Linked DNA regions of Homo sapiens: region 2 is linked to region 1. A link is an interaction called in ENCODE POLR2A ChIA-PET data of the cell type or tissue named here. Cell type or tissue: PC-3. All regions are shown on one strand.

Evidence for each region. ChIA-PET counts read pairs that join two places held together with the same protein. Peaks named below come from ENCODE experiments on the same cell type or tissue, not always from the same donor. Only the 100,000 strongest peaks of a DNase experiment are listed, where the experiment ranks them.
Region 2: POLR2A ChIA-PET joins it to region 1 with 13 read pairs; 2 of 35 experiments call an interaction of 5 or more read pairs at or near these places.

The regions. Positions count from the first base shown.
Region 1 is chr15:73,906,222-73,914,221 of GRCh38, forward strand. It overlaps a transcript of TBC1D21 not described here. Among named protein-coding and RNA genes, the nearest start is that of LOXL1, 16 kb to the right of the region's middle. RefSeq lists a silencer at 2,163-2,282. In PC-3, a CTCF peak has its summit at 2,256 (motif pointing left); no DNase peak of the experiment used is centred here; H3K27ac peaks cover 136 bases.
Region 2 is chr15:73,643,449-73,651,448 of GRCh38, forward strand. It overlaps LOC105370891 (a long non-coding RNA gene), which reads left to right. Exons shown (of 3, transcript XR_932451.3): 2 at 4,114-4,168. Among named protein-coding and RNA genes, the nearest start is that of NPTN, 14 kb to the left of the region's middle. In PC-3, no CTCF peak of the experiment used is centred here; a DNase peak (open chromatin) is centred at 3,973; H3K27ac peaks cover 2,104 bases.

The sequences.
Region 1 (8,000 bases):
GACCCTTTGTGCTGCCATCTTGAAGGAGCTGGGTAGGCAAATTAGGGACAGGAGGGGCTAGGGAAGTGGGAGACGTATGTGGGAGGAGGTCGGGGAGAGGCTGGAGAGAACTATGGAAGAAGGATTTCATGTGTCTCCGTGGGGTATGAGACCATCTTCTGAATCTTCCCACCCAAATTGTCAGTATACTCAACCTTGCTCCCTGATGTCTTTGAGTGAATGGAATCTGGAGTGGAGAGGGTGGTGGCAGTTTGGAAAGAAGGATGAGGGACCAGCCCCACTGGTTACATGTGGAGAGGACAAGGTACACGGAGGAGGAAGGCAGGCCTGGCAGAGCTCAGATATCTGTGGGAGGAGGAGGCAGGTTCTTGCCTCTCTCTTCCTCTGGGAAGCAGCTTGTTTGGGAAATCCAAGCCCAAGTCCATCCAGGGCAAGTGCCTCGATTTTCCCTTGAGAGGAAGAAAAGGGCTTTCCTGACCCAGGAGGAGGAGAAGACTGAGGTCAAGTCAATCAAAGGGACAAAGCTAACCCCTATGCCATCAAGAATGTATGTGCAGTGCTGAGTACTATTTTTTGGATCTGAGTTGTGCTGAGTGTTGGTTTACAGAGCTCCAGAACCCCCAAGTGTAGAATGACTCATTCACCGATGTCATGTGTGTAGAGAAGAGATCTGCAAGCCTGGAAGATTCACCTCTTCAGGCTCTTGTTCTCTGTCCCACCAGCCTAGTAATATGGGCAGGTCTTAACTTTATAAAGAGGCCCCACCAACCACAATTCCATGCAAAGCTTGCTGCAGAGACCCAACTCTGAGGGTAAGGACCCCAGGCCAGACAGCAGACAACTGGGCATCTCTCTTTCTCTCTCATTTCCTCCTCCTCCTTCTCCTCCTCTTCCTCTTCTTCCTCTTCCTCCTCCTGCTCCTCCTCCTCTTTTTTTCCCCCAGTCTGAGCCCTCACTCCCCACCAGCTAACTAGCCCAGAGCAAGCAGCTAAATATAGTTCCTTATTCTTTGACTCGTAGAAATCAGCCACAAACTGTCTGTCAACATGAATTTCTCAGCTCAGTTGTTCTAGCCATGAGCAGCTGCTGCTCCTGATACTTCACCGGGCTGCTCTCAAGTTCATCTTTGGTGGGGTCTGCATGGAAGGAAAACACAAATTTGAGAGGGCAGCTTTAGAAAGTGTGAAACGGGCATAGACTTTGAAATTGGAGAGACAGGAACCAAATCTTAGCTTGACCACTTCCTAGCTGTGTGATCCTCTGCTGGCTCAATTATTGAGCTCTTACTTAGATTCTGGGAGATGCTCTAAGATCTTTCCAATAAATTCTCATTTTTGCTCAGGCTAATGTGAGTTGGGCTTCTGTCACTTGCAAGCTGAATAAGAACTTGCTTCTCAACCCCTTGGGTCCTCTGCTGATGGCCTCTTCCATCCATCCTCACTCACATGTTCCATTCCCACATTTTGTAATCTCTTACCCCTAAAAAGTTCCAAAGCTGTTTTCTTTCTCTTTTACTTTTAAGAAAGATTTTTTTCAAGTGTAACACACTTACTGTATAGTCTCAATTTGTTGGGGTATAGACGTGAAATTGTTTTCTAACTTCCCTGAGCCTCACTGTCTTCATCTGTACAATGGGACTACTATTGCCTGGCTCACAGGACTGCTAGTACGGTCAACCAGGAGCCTAGATGGAAAGCTTCTAGCCCAGGCCTGTAACAGTGGGAGGGCTGGGTAGCTGTCCATTCCTCTCCCTATGTGGAAAGTTATTCTTTACCTATCAAACAGTAGAACAGAGGCTAGAATTATAATGCCTGCCCCCAGAAAGTGGCTTTATTGAGATGTACAAAATATTCTACATTAATTTTTATTTCATTCTCACATTTATTGAGATGAACAAAATCAGTGTTATGGATTGTTATAGACACAGTATCTGTCCCTGTGCCCTGACCCTGACTGTGGGGCTGTCAAATGTGCTTCCTGGGGAACCAGATACACCAGACACACCACACACACACATAAACACACACAGGAACACATGAAGCCAAGCAAATTCAGAGACAATTTGATGAGTGTAACACACACACAGGAGGGTATATGCACATTTGTGAGTGCACTGCAGGCCCATGGCTGGATGAAGCATGGGAAATGGGGGAATCCACAGGGCGCACGTAGCCCGCCAGTCCTGGCTCTCAGCGCTCTCCTTCTGGGCCAGGCCTGGGCCATGCTTGTGTTGAGAGGCTTTGGCGCCCTCTGCTGACTGCGGTCCTCCCTGCAGCCCTCTCCAACCTAGCCAGAGCAGGTGCAGCAGGCCCAGGGAAGCCAGGCGTCTAGGAAGGGGGAAAACCAGAAGGGAAGAGACTGAAAGGAGGTAAAGAATGGAGGGAGAAGAGAACCAGAGCCTATACTGTCCCCAAAGCCACCAGGATGGAGGACCCAGCTATGCAGCCACTCACTGACCACAGCAGCTGCTTACAGACAGGAGCATCACCTCCCAGGTGCTCATGATGACTGTCTAGAGACCCTGTGGTGGCACAGCTGGTGGTGTGAAGGGCACAGGCCCCAGAAAGTTCCTCAGGCTCTGGCTGTGATGCCTTGTAAGTCCATGTGGCAGAACCATCAACCAGACCAGTGAACTTTTCCACCTCCTCTGGGAATGCCCAGGGCCAGACCTTCAATCCTGCAGGCTAGGGAGCTTGATGATGGCAAACATGGACTTGGGAACCAGACTGACCTAGGCAGAGTGCCTGCACTGCCTCTCACTAGCTGTGTGACCTTGGGCTCCTAACCTCTCCCTGTCTCTGCATCCTCGTCTGCAAAGTGAGGGGAGTAAGACAGCTGCAGTCAGGATGAAATAAAAATCCATGTAAAGGCCAGGCGCAGTGGCTCACACCTGTAATCCCAGCACTTTGGGAGGCCAAGGCAGGCAGATCACTTGAGGTCAGCAGTTCGAGACCAGCGTGGACAACATGGTGAAACCCTGTCTCTACTAAAAATACAAAACTTAGCTGGGTGTGGTGGCACGCACCTGTAGTCCCAGCTACTCCAGAGGCTGAGGCAGGAGAATTGCTTGAACCTGGGAGGTGAGGTTGCAGTGAGCCAAGATCATACCACTGCACTCCAGCCTGGGCGACACAGCGAGACTCCATCTCAAAAAAAAATCCACATAGAGTGCAGCCCAGGGCCTGAGGCAAAGTGCATAATAAATGCTAGCTACTAGCATTACTGTTGTGGTGGTTGTTGCCCTTGCCACGGGCTTCACGAGAGATGAAGGACAGAGTTTCATCAGGGCCTCTGCAGCTGGCATGACTCCTGGGAAGTGGAGGGAAGGTGGGATCATCAGAATCTCATGTTTGCGTAAGGCCATGATGTCAGGCTGTTAGATTCCTGTTAGGAACACCTGTCCCAATTGTCTGACCTTCTTTCTTCTAGGGTGGCATAGCCCTGTTCCTCTGCAGGACTCATCACAGCCAGGGAGGCCCCTCTTCTGGTGTTTTCAGACTCAAGGACACCGAGACTCACTTCTTTCTCATGACATAACCTCCAAGTTACAACACTCAGAAGCTGTCAGTGGTCATATTTTCTGTCTTAGACAAAACCAGTCTTCTGGGAAAAGAACAAATGAGGCTGATCTGCAGCAAGAAGCAAAAACAAGAACCTGGTGGGGCTGCTGTGGCTTGCAAATCCCTGGTTCCAGATGTCTCTAAGGCCCACCCACATCCCCGCCCCTCTGCTGGCTCAATTATTGGGCTGTTTCTTAGATTCTGTGAGATGCTCCAAGATCCTCCAATAAATCCTCATTTTTGCTCAGGCTAGTGTGAGTTGGGCTTCTGTCACTTGCAAGCCAGAGAACAAGGACTAGCTTCTCGACCCCCTGGGTCCTCTACTGAAAGTCTCTTCCATCTATCCTCACTACCCACATGTTCCCATCCCACATTTTTGCAATCCTCTACCCCTAAAAAGTTCCAAAGCTGTTTTCTTCCTCATTTAAGGACTTTTTTTCAAGTGTAGCACATTTTTTGTAGGGCCTCAATTTGTTAGGATGTAGACGTGAAATTGTTAATAATCTCCCCTCCAACACACACACACAGTCAACTGTGCTCTATTGAAATCCCTTTCCTACTGGGTGGTAGGGATCTTAATGACATCGTGGCTGCGTCCCACAACTCCGCCGTCACTTTCATCTACTAGAACTGTCTCATTTCGTTAATCAAGACTTCCTGTTTGTCTCTCCTGCCATTCCCACTTCTGCCCAGATGAGAGTGGTGACTGGCCCTCCCCCACCAACAAGGCCACAATGGAGGGGAGCATCCAGCTCCAGATCCGCCTCCCTATCACTTTTCTAGTCTCTCAGTGACTGCGGGGCCAGGAGAGGGACTTGGAAGCAACTCTCACATGTCCTCTCCTAGGTGGATTGTCACTGCTTCTCTGGCTACTCCACTCCCTCCTCTCTGCCCTGGTGACTGTCTCGTGGACAGCCTGTGCATTCTCTCAAGCCCTAGAGAGACGCCCTCATGGGTGGGACACCAGCTTGTCCACTTGAGCCCAGCCACCTCACACAGCTCTCTCTCTCCACTCCACCATCTGTCTTGTATTGCCCTCTTCCCCAACTCAGGCAGCTCAGAGGTATACAAGGGGGTTCACAGACTAAGCAGATGCCCCCCTGGGGGATGGTATGCTTGTCTCTCCTTACAAGAAATTATCTTATGTTATCAGGGAGGAAAGGCACCCACCCCACCCATCATCTCCCGTGAAGAGGGGAGCAAGCAGCCTCTACCACAAACACTGCCCTCCCCACATGGCAACCGACCATTCCATCCCCTGCTCCTCTTCCAGTCACTGTGGGAGGTGGTGGTGGTTGATGAGAGAAGAGCCATCAGCCCTGCGGGAGGGAGATGGTACTAGCTGCTGACCACCCACTGACAACCCTCTGAATGCAGAAGGCAGGGTCCCCAGTGCCTTTTGTACTCAGCTTTGGGTGTTAGCTGCAATTCCAGAACAGGAGGAAGAGTCCCACACAATATCCTGTTATGCTGGTGCAGAACTCTCCTCCCTCCCAGATCCCAGCTGAATTGATCAAAAGACTAGGAAAGAAGAGAACGCCTGTTGGCCTGGACTGAAAGCCAGAGAAGGTACATTCTCGTGCCAGGAAAGCTGGGGATTGCTGTAAAGTGTGCAAGATACAGATTAAAGGAAGACCTCAAGGGCTGATTCACAACTCCAATTCTTGAGAAAGCAAAACTATACTATGAGAAGTAGATGAGGTCCTGGCAGAATGTACTGACCCTAAATTAGGGCAGATGGTGGGACACGGGGCTTGCAGGGCATCTTTGGAAAGCCCTTTCCATACTATCAACTGCCTTGGGAAGGAGCTGACTGGGAGGTGGGCTGGGGTGGGGGTATGTGGTTGCCATGTCAAGTAGGTAACTGAGCTGGGTGGGGTGGGAGGAGTTCCTCCCTCAATCAGGTTCTCTCTAATACCGTGTTCCTCCTTTCCTGTTAGTGGGGGCAGAAGTCTTATCATAGCTATGTTGAATACCTACAGGAACAGCCAGGAAACCCTGGACGCTGGGCAAATAGACCTGGCCCTTGGTGCAGAGGAGGCAAGGTTACCTGCTGGACCTGGCCCCAGCCAACTCCCACACAGTTGTCCCAGCTAGATCCCTGAGCTGGTAATGGCCCTTGGACGCTCTACCTGGAGTGGGGAAAGAACGGAACACTTGCACACAAACACACACACAAACCTGCAGCCAGCTCAACTACTGGCTGGTGCCTCTGGTGACAAGTGGGGAGACATGTCACAGACAGTTTGTGTTCATAGCCAACTGGTGATGTGAAATTGCATTAACCAGTCCTAAAATATGACAGGACAATTGGAGCAACATCCAGACGAAGGGTGACCTAAAGAGAATCCATTTCCTTCTCCTTGTTTGGGGGAAAATAGTAAGATTTTATAAAACACTCACTTTTAGCTCGGTGCGGTGGTGCCTGCCTGTAAATCCAGCTGCTTGGGAGGCTGAGGCCAGAGGATCACTTGGGGTCAAGAGTCCGAGGCCAGCCCAGGCAATATGGTGGGACCCAGTCTCTAAATAAATAAATTAAAAAAAAATAAAATTAAAAAAAGTTTAAAACACTCATCTTTAAAGTAGGAGTACAGAGAAAAGCAAACACACACCCCCACACACAAACCCACATGCACACACATATACTTGGAAATACACAGAGCCTTTGAAAAGACTCTGCATGAGGCAAGAAGAGAACGTGGCCCTAAAAGGGCAGAGAAAAGTAATTCCTTTGAAAAGATTTATCACATAAACATAAATAACTTGCAGACCACATCTGTTCTGTACGCAATTCATTTAATTAAAGTGCGCACTCTAAGAAATGAGAGTTGAAAAATAAGATGGAAAGAATGAAATGAGAAGGCTGCTGACTGAGAGGCAGGTGGAAATCAAAAACAAACCAGAGGAGAGAAGGAAAGACTGCAAAGAAACTAAAAATGCAGTAGAATTTTAATTTCCATCAAGATGGTAAAGAACAGAATTGGAACTACAGAAAATGGAATCTGTAAATGTGAAGGACAGATAGGAGAAGTTCTCTGAGACTGCAGAGGAAAAGCACAACAGGATAAAAAACAGAGAGACAACATGATAGGTATCCGGGCTTACAGAAGACACTAAACAAATGAAATAAAAGCAAGAATCACAGGAGAAAGATGTCCCTGAGCTGATGAGAAGCCTGGGCTTATACATTTAAAAGATTCCTCCTTAAGTCAAATTAATAAAAATAAATGAACACTTAGAAATGCCATGTAGAATTTTCAAATTGCAAGGGTAAAGAAAGAATTCTATCAGCACCCATGCAGAGAGAAATATGGAGAAATATCTGCAACATTCATTTTTGTTGTTGTTGTTGCTGAGACCGGGTCTCACTTTGTGGCCCAGGCTGGAGTGCAGTGGTGCGATCACAGCTCACTGCAGCCTCAACCTCCTGGGCTCAAGTGATCCTCCTGCCTCAGCCTCCCAAGTAGCTTGGGACTACAGCCATGTATCACTATGCCCAGGTAATTTTTTTGATTTTTGTAGATATGGGGGTCTCACCATGTTGCCTAGGCTGGTCTTGAAATCCTGGGCTCAGGTGATCTTCACACCTTGGTCTCCCGAAGTACTGGGGTTACAGGTGTGAGCCACGACACCCAGCCCAACATTTCTTAAAGTGTATAATTGGAAGAGAGAGTCCATGGAATTTTGTTAACTATTTGTACTGAGGAAAAAAGTTTCTGTCATAAAATAAGCTTGGGAAATGCTGAATTAAACAAAACAAGATAAAACCCTATGCTGAGGCTTTCTCAGGGCTTTTAACGTATTCATGCATGTTATTAAACTGGCAATATTAGCAAGCCCAGTTTTCCAAACTTATTTGACTATGAAATCCTTTGCCATAGACTATGTGGTAAGACTGGTGTTCAATAGAACACACTTTGGGAACCACTCTTTTACAGAATTTTGAGAGATCAGTTGTGACCTTACATTTTAACAATTTGCCTGGTGCAATCATGCATGAAGACAACAGAAAAAGACTTTCCCACATGCCAGAACTTAGGACACATGCCATGTATGGCTCTACTTTTCACGGGGAAAAAGGTACTCAGAGATGCACTCTTTCCAAGCCAGCAAGAGTCAAAGTAAGTAAAATAATAGTAAGTGAAAAAGCAAGTCCTGGGCTGCAATTCTCAACTTTGGCCCATATAAAGTCTCTAAATTAAAAAAAAAAAATCCAGGCTGGGCAACATGGCAAAATCCCATCTCTACAAAAAATAAAAAATAAAACATTAGCCAGGCATGGTGGCATAAGCCTGTAGTCCCAGCTACTCAGGAGGTGGGCAGATTGATTGAGCCAGGGAGGTCAAGGCTGCAGTGACCTTGACCTGCACTCCAGCCTGGGCAACAGAGTAAGACCCTGTCTCAAAAAAAAAAAAAAAAAATCAACACAGAGAAATTGTA
Region 2 (8,000 bases), 260 kb before region 1:
AGAGATGCCTTCTGAGTATTGACATTTTCTCTTGAGAAGTGCTCCCATCTACGTAGCTCTAATTGGACCACTCCATTCTTACAAGTCCCTGTTTCCCTGTTTCGTTCAGGGGTGGTCACCAGACTCAAGCCAGGCCATCCAGAAGCCCTGGAAAATTTTTGGGTTAAAACTGAGGAAAGAGAGTCAGTTTCTCTCTTCTCCGTGTTATAAGCTATGAGATGTGAGACTTGGGGTGAAACTAGGTTTCCTCTCTACTGTGAGCTCCTCAAGGACAGAGTGTTATTTACTGCCATATTTCTCAGTGTTTAGCATAGTTAGTGGCACAAAGCAGGGCATCAAATAAATATTATACACAGTTTTGATGAGGTATAAGTGACATACAATGAACGGTGCATATTTAAAGTATTCAATTTGATATGTTTTGACATATTTATACACTCTAATAAACAGATTTTCAGATTGAATTAAAAAAATAATACCCGACTATATGCTGTCTCTGAGATAGCCATTTCAAATATGAAGCCACAAATAGATTTAAAGTAGGAGAATTGAAAAAGTATCCCATGCAGACATTAATTAAAGAGAAGCCAGAATGACTGTATTCATATCAAAGTGGATTTCAGAAGAAGAAATATTATCAGGGAATCATAGTGATATTACATAATGATAATGGGGTCAATTCACCAGGAGCACATAACAATCCGAAATGGTGTGTACAACAGTGCTTTATTATGCATGAAGCAGAAACTGAAATGCAAAATAGACAAGTCCTCAATTATAGCTGGCTATTTTAACACCTTTCTTTCAGTGATTGATAGAAAAAGTAGACAGAAAATCTGTAAGGATATGGGAGACATACAACACAATCCATCAACTGGATCTAATAGCATCGTCTACCTAATAATAGCAGAATATGCATTCTTTCCAGGTGCGCACAGAGCATTCACTAAGATAGGCTGTGTTCCAGACTATAAAATAAGTCTCAACAAATTTAAATTTATTGCCAGGCACGGTGGGGCATGCCTGTAGTCCCAGCTATGCAGGAGGATCCCTTGAGCTCAGGATTTGAGACCAGCTTAGGCAACATAGTGAGACCCCCATCTAAAAAAAAATAAATAAAAAGTAGTGAAATCATGCAAACTATGTTGTCTAACCACAAAGGAATATACTACTAAAAGTCAAAAAGAAAAAGATATCTTGAAAATCCTCAAAGAATTGGAAATTGAACAACACACTTCTAAAAAGAAACCAAAGAATAAATAATAATGGAAATTTAAAAATATTTTAATAGTCCATTACATTAAAGAGATGTGAAAATAAGAAAACATATTTAGGGCCAGGCGCAGTGGCTTATGCCTGTAATCCTAGCACTTTGGGAGGCCAAGGCAGGTAGATCACTTGCTCTCAGGAGTTTGAGACCAGCCTGGGCAACATGGTGAAACCCCGTTTCTACAAAAAATACAAAAATTAGCTGGGCGTGGTGGCTTGTGCCTGTACTCCCAGCTACTTTAGGGAGCTGAGGCAGAAGATTCCCTTGAGCCCAGAAGGCAGAGGTTCCAGTGAATGGAGATGGCGTCACTGCACTCCAGCCTGGGTCACAGAGTGAGACCCTGTCTCAAAAAAAAAAAAAAAAAAAGAAGAAGGAGGAGGAGGAAACATATTTAGTATACTTATATTCACATTTATCTTTTCTCTTTTCTTTCTTTTTTTTTTTTTTTTTTGAGATGGAGTCTCAGTCTGTGGCCCAGGCTGGAGTGCAGTGGCCCAGCTCGGCTCACTACAACCTCCACCTCCCGATTTCAAGCAATTCTCCTGCCTCAGCCTCCCAAGTAGCTGGGATTATAGGCACATGCCACCATGCCCAGCTATTTTTTGTATTTTTAGTAGAGATGTTGTTTTGCCATGTTGGCCAGGCTGGTCTCGAACTCCTGAACTCAGGTGATCCACCTGCCTCGGCCTCCCAAAGTGCTGGGATTACAGGCATGAGCCACTGTGCCCAGCCACATTTATCATTTCTATACTCTTCATTCTTATGTGTGGATGCAAATTTCCATCTGGTATCATTTTCCTTCTGCCTGATGAACTCTCTAAACTTTTGCCTGAGAAAGTCTTTATTTCACCTTCTCTTTTGAAACATATTTTGGCTAGGCACAGCGGCTCACTCCTGTAAACCCAGCATTTTGGGAGGCCAAGACAGGAGGCCCAGGAGCTTAAGACCAGCCTGGGCAACATGGTGACATCTCATCTTAAAAAAATAGAAAAAGGAGAGAAAGAAAGGAAGGAAGGAAGGAAGGGTATTTTTTTTTTGTCAGGTATAGAATTCCAAGTTAACAGATTCTTTTTTCAATTCTTTAAAGATGTCATTCCATTATTTTTTGCTTGGCATAATTTCGGTGAAAATTCTACTATAATCCTTGCCTTTGTTCCATTGAACATAATACGTCGTTTTTTTTCTGGCCGCTATTCAATTATTTTATTTATCACTGGTTTTTCAGCAATTTGATTATAATGTGCCTTGATGTTTATTGTTTTCTTTATATTTGTTCCATTTGGAGTTCATTGAGCTTCTTGGATCTATAGGTTTATAGCTTTCCTCGAATTTGGAAAATCTTATGCCATTATTTCTTCTCATAAGTTTCTATTCTTCTACCCTTCTGCAACTCTAGTTACACTTATTTTATTTTATTTTATTTTATTTTATTTTATTTTATTTTATTTTATTTTTGAGATGGAGTCTCGCTCTGTCGCCCAGGCTGGAGTGCAATGGTGTGATCTTGGCTTACTCTCCACCTCCCGGGTTCAAGTGATTCTCCTGTCTCAGCCTACCTAGTAGCTGGGATTACAGGCTCCCGCCACCATGCCCAGAAAATTTTTGTATTTTTAGTAGAGACAGAGTTTCACCATGTTAGCCAGGCTGGTCTTGAACTCCTGACCTCAGGTGATCCACCTTCCTTGGCCTCCCAAAGTGCTGGGATTACAGGCGCGAGCCACCGCGCACAGCCTGTCACGTGTATTTTAGATCACTTGTTATCATCCCATAGAATCACTAGGCTTGTGTTTTGTTTTTGTTTTGTTTTTGAGACAGAGTCTCACTCTTGCCCAGGCTAGAGTGCAGTGGATCACAGTTCACTGCAGCCTTAACTTTCTGGGCTCAAAGGATCCTTCCATCTCAGCCTCCCAAGTAGCTGGGACCATACGCTTACGCCACCACACCCACCTAATTTTTGTATTTTTTATAGAGATGGAGTTTGGCCATGTTGCCAGGCTGGTCTCAAACTCCTGAGCTCAGGTGATCCACCTGCCTCGGCCTCCCGAAGTGCTGGGATTACAGGCATGAGCCACTGTGCCCGGCCACATTTATCATGGAGGAGGGGGAGGGGGAGGGGGGAAAGGGAGGAGAAGGATCTGCCCACTTCAGCCTCCCAAAGTGCTGGGATTACAGGCGTTCACTTTTTTTCATTCTCGTTTTTCTCTGTTTTCTTCATTTTGGGTAAATATTGCTATGTCTTCACATTCACTGACCTCTTTTTTCTAGTGTTTAACCTGCTCTCAATCCAAACTTGTATAGATTTCATTTCAGATAATTGTGTTTTTCATTCTAGAAATTCCATTTGGGTCTTTTAATATATTTTCTTTGTCTCCTCGTTATTTTTATGTTTTCCTTTTCATCTTAAGCATATTTGTAAGATTTAAAAATAGCTTTAAAATCCTTGTCTGCTAATTCTATCATCTTTGTCATTGCAGGTTTTTGGCTTTTTTTTTTTTTTTTTTAAGAGACAAAATCTCTGTCTCACTCTGTCACCCAGGCTGGCGTACAGGGTGACACAATCATAGCTCACTGCAGTATCCAATTCATGGGCTCAAGAGATCCTACTGCTTCTGCTTCCTAAGTAGCTGGGACTACAAGCATGCTCTACCACACCCTGCTAAATAAAAAAAAATTTTTTTTTGGACAGGTGGGGTCTCATGATGTTGCCCAAACTGGTTTTGAATTCCTGGCCTCAAGCAATAATCCCGCCTCAGCCTCCCAAAGCGCTGAGATTACAGGCATGAGTCACCGTGCCCAGCCCATTTCTAGTATTTTCTAATGATGCATTTTTCTCTTCACTATAGGTCATCTTCCTGCTGATTTGTATGCCTGGTAGTTTTTCACTGGATGCTCTACATGGTAAATTTTACCTTGCTGATTGCTACCCTTTGTTGCTTTTCTTTAAGGAGTATTGGGCTTTGTTTGGCATGCAGTTAAACTATTGCATATCAGTTTGATCTTTTTGAGGCTTGTTTTTCTGCAGTTACGGAATCAGAACAGCCATTTTTCTAGGTGTATTTATGTCTTCTGTCAAGGCCTTCTGCTTCTGAGAATGCCCTCTATTTTACAAAGTCTCTTTACTCTGGCTCATGGGAACAAAAACGAGTTCTAGCTGTGTGTGAGCTCCAGGAATTATTTGAACAACTGTTTTCCAGTGGTTTTTACCCCACCCTCCTGGAGTTTCACCCCAGGCATGTACAGATCATCACTCAGCCAAAGACTAGTTTAGAGGATCCTTTTGCAGATCTCTAGAGCTTTCTGGTGTGCAGCTTCCTCCTTCCCTGTAGGCTGCCCCACAGGTTCCACCTCAGCCTCCCCAAATTCCAGTCTCTGTCTTCTAAACTCAACAAGGCTGGTGGTTCTGGATGGGTCCCTCTCCCTGCGCTAGAGCCAGAAAACTGCCTGAAGGCAGCAATTGCAGAACTCCCAATACCTGTGCCCCTTCACTCAGGGATTGCAGTCCTGTGCTGCCCACGTTGTTTTATATATTTTGCTTGGTTTACTAGTTGTTTATAATGGGATTGCAATTTTTGTAGCACTTAATCCTTCATAGGAAGAAGTACAAGTTAGAGTTAACTACTTTTAACTGTTTCTCTTTTAGTTCTTCTACTAGTTGCTTTCATAAGGTTAAATAATATTCTGAAGCCAACATTTTTTTAATCTTTCAACTTCCTGCTATGAATGATGAAGATTCAGCCTACCCTCCACTTTCTCCATCCCTCTTCCCAGTTTGAATAGTTACGTGATGTTTTTGTTGTTGTTCTTCATTTACTGTGTTCAAGTATTCAGTAGTATACTTGACAATGTATTTCTCACGCCGTCATCTTTTTTTTTTTTTTTTGAGATGGAGTCTCACTCTGTCGCCCAGGCTGGAGTGCAGTGGTGCTATCTCGGCTCACTGCAAGCTCCGCCTCCCGGGTTCATGCCATTCTCCCACCTCAGCCTCCCAAGTAGCTGGGAATACAGGTGCCTGCCACCAGGCCCAGCTAATTTTTTTGTGTTTTTTAGTAGAGATGGGGTTTCATCATGTTAGCCAGGATGGTCTTGATCTCCTGACCTCGTGATTCGCCCACCTCCACCTCCCAAAGTGCTGGGATTACAGGCATGAGCCACTGCACCCAGTCACTCCATCATCTTTTGATAATATCTTTGGATCTTCAATTACTGTGTAAGATGAGGTTATTGGCTGGGCAAGGTGTCACGCCTGTAATCCCAGCAGTTTCGGAGGCCCAGGCAGGTGGATCACCTGAGGTCAGGAGTTTGAGACCAGCCTGGCCAACATGGTGAAACTCCGTCTCTACAAAAAATACAAAAATTAGCTGGGCTTGGGGGCGCACGCCTGTTATCCCAGCTACTTGGGAGGCTGAGGCACGAGAATCACTTGAACCCGGGAGGCAGAGATTGCAGTAAGCCCAGATGGCAGTGAGCCAAGATCACGCCACTGCTCTCCAGCCTGGGTGACAAAGCAAGACTGTCACAAAAAAAAGGTTTTTTGAAAAAAAAGATCTTGAACCCGGGTGGCAGAGGTTGCAGTGAGCCGAGATCGCACCACTGCATTCCAGCCTGGGCAACAGAGCGAGACTCCGTCTCAAAAAAAAAAAAAAAAAAAATGAGGCTAACACCCTACCCTTCCCTTCATTTCTATTTCCTGACTTCCAACTCCCTGCTTATTTAATAACCTATACCCTTTATTCCCACATTGCTGTAGTTCCTACCATTTATATTTTGCTGTGTAAACATATTTAAATCTTCTGTGCTTTGCCTAGGGATTACTTCCAAAAGTTGAAAACTAATAGAAAATAATGTATATTATTGTCATTAAGAAAATATTTACTGGCCAGGTGCGGTGGCTCATGCCTGTAATCCCAGCACTTTGGGAGGCTGAGGTGGGTAGATCACCAGGTCAGGAGATTGAGACCATCCTGGCTAACACAGTGAAACCCCGTCTCTACCAAAAATACAAAAAATTAGCCAGGCATGGTGGCATGTGCCTGTAATCCCAGCTACTTGGGAGGCTGAGGCAGGAGAATGGCTTGAACTTGGGAGGCGGAGGTTGCAGTGAGCCGAGACCACGCCACTGCACTCCAGCCTGGACAACAGAGCGAGACTCCACCTCAAAAAAAAAAAAAAAGAAAAGAAAAGAAAAAAATATTTACTGCAGAGCCAAGCTGTGTGATCAACTTACAATTCCTTCTTTATGAGGTCAATAATACAAACCCGTAATACTTGAATGAGTCGAGGTCCAATGGATTCTATTTTGCTTCATATTTGGACCATGACTTTGTTGTACACATTCTTTCCTAAAATTTCTAATTACCTTCCTCTTGTCGAGAAAACTAATGTAAGACTAAGCCACTAAGCTCTTCCAGCTTCTTATCTACCATTTTTGCTGAGAATCAATTCTACTCTTCTTCCTGAAGACATTCTTGTTGGATTCTACTGATCTGTTTTTCTTTTTCTTTTTCTTTTTCCTTTTTTTTGAGATGAAGTCTTGTTCTTTCTCCCAGGCTGGAGTTCAGTGGCACAATCTCGGCTCACTGCAACCTCTGCCTCCCAGGTTCATGTGATTCTCGTGCCTCAGCCTCCACAGTAGCTGGGACTACAAACATGCCTGCCACCACACTCGGCTAATTTTTGTTTCACCATGTTGGTCAGGCTGGTCTCAAACTCCTGACCTCTGGTGATCTACCTGCCTTGGCCTCCCAAAGTGCTGGGATTACTGGCATGAGCCACTGCACCTGGCCAACTGATCTGTTTTTCTGATATGAAATGATTGGCTTCTAGATCTGTTACAGTATGGTCTTAGTGAAACTCTTTTCCCCAGATGAGCACTACAGGAAGTATTGTAATGAACACTGGTAGATTCCCCAACTCACATCCCACTCAGAGGATTAGTCTAGATTAACAATAATAATCCCATTCATTTTGCTAGCGATTGGTTCAGAATTGTGACTCAATTCTGGCTAATGAGACACAAGAATAAATTAGCAAGGGGACTTCTGGGAAAGATTTTCGTCCCTAAGACGGGAAAAAACAGAAAACACAGTCCTTTTTCTTTGTCTGGACATTGTCATATCTAATTAGATATGACACCTGGAATTGTGGCAGCCATCTTGCTGTCAGCTTGAAGCTGAAGCCAACACTAAGGTGGCAGAACAGAGATATGGAAACAACCTGAGCTTCAGATGATATCATGGAGCTAATGACTCAACTAATTCTGGAAGCCCTGCATCTGGACTTTCTGTTTCCTTATTGCTTAAGCCAGTTTCCTGTCTCTTAGAACCAAATATTTTGTATGTAAAAAATTCTGTTAGTTTCTTGCACAATACTTTTTCTCCTCTTCTTTATTACTAGGAGAACCTCATTTTTTCCCACAGAGAGGCATTATACAAAAGAAAAGAAAGAAAGAAGGCAAGAAGGCAAGAAGGAAGGCAAGAAGGAAAGAAGGAAGGGAGGGAGAGAAAGAGGCTTTGCCCTTCAGATTCCTTTTTTCAGCTAGAGATGACTCTAAGACCCATCTAATTCTAGCGAATGAGATACAGATACAAATTTCTGAGTAGGGCCTCAGGAAAACCTTTTTAATGGGAATAAATTTGGTCTTCATACTTCCTCCTTCCTTCTCACTGAGAATGGAGATTTGATGCTTGGAATTACTGCAGCCATCTTGTGATAGGGAGGGTGAAGACCAAAT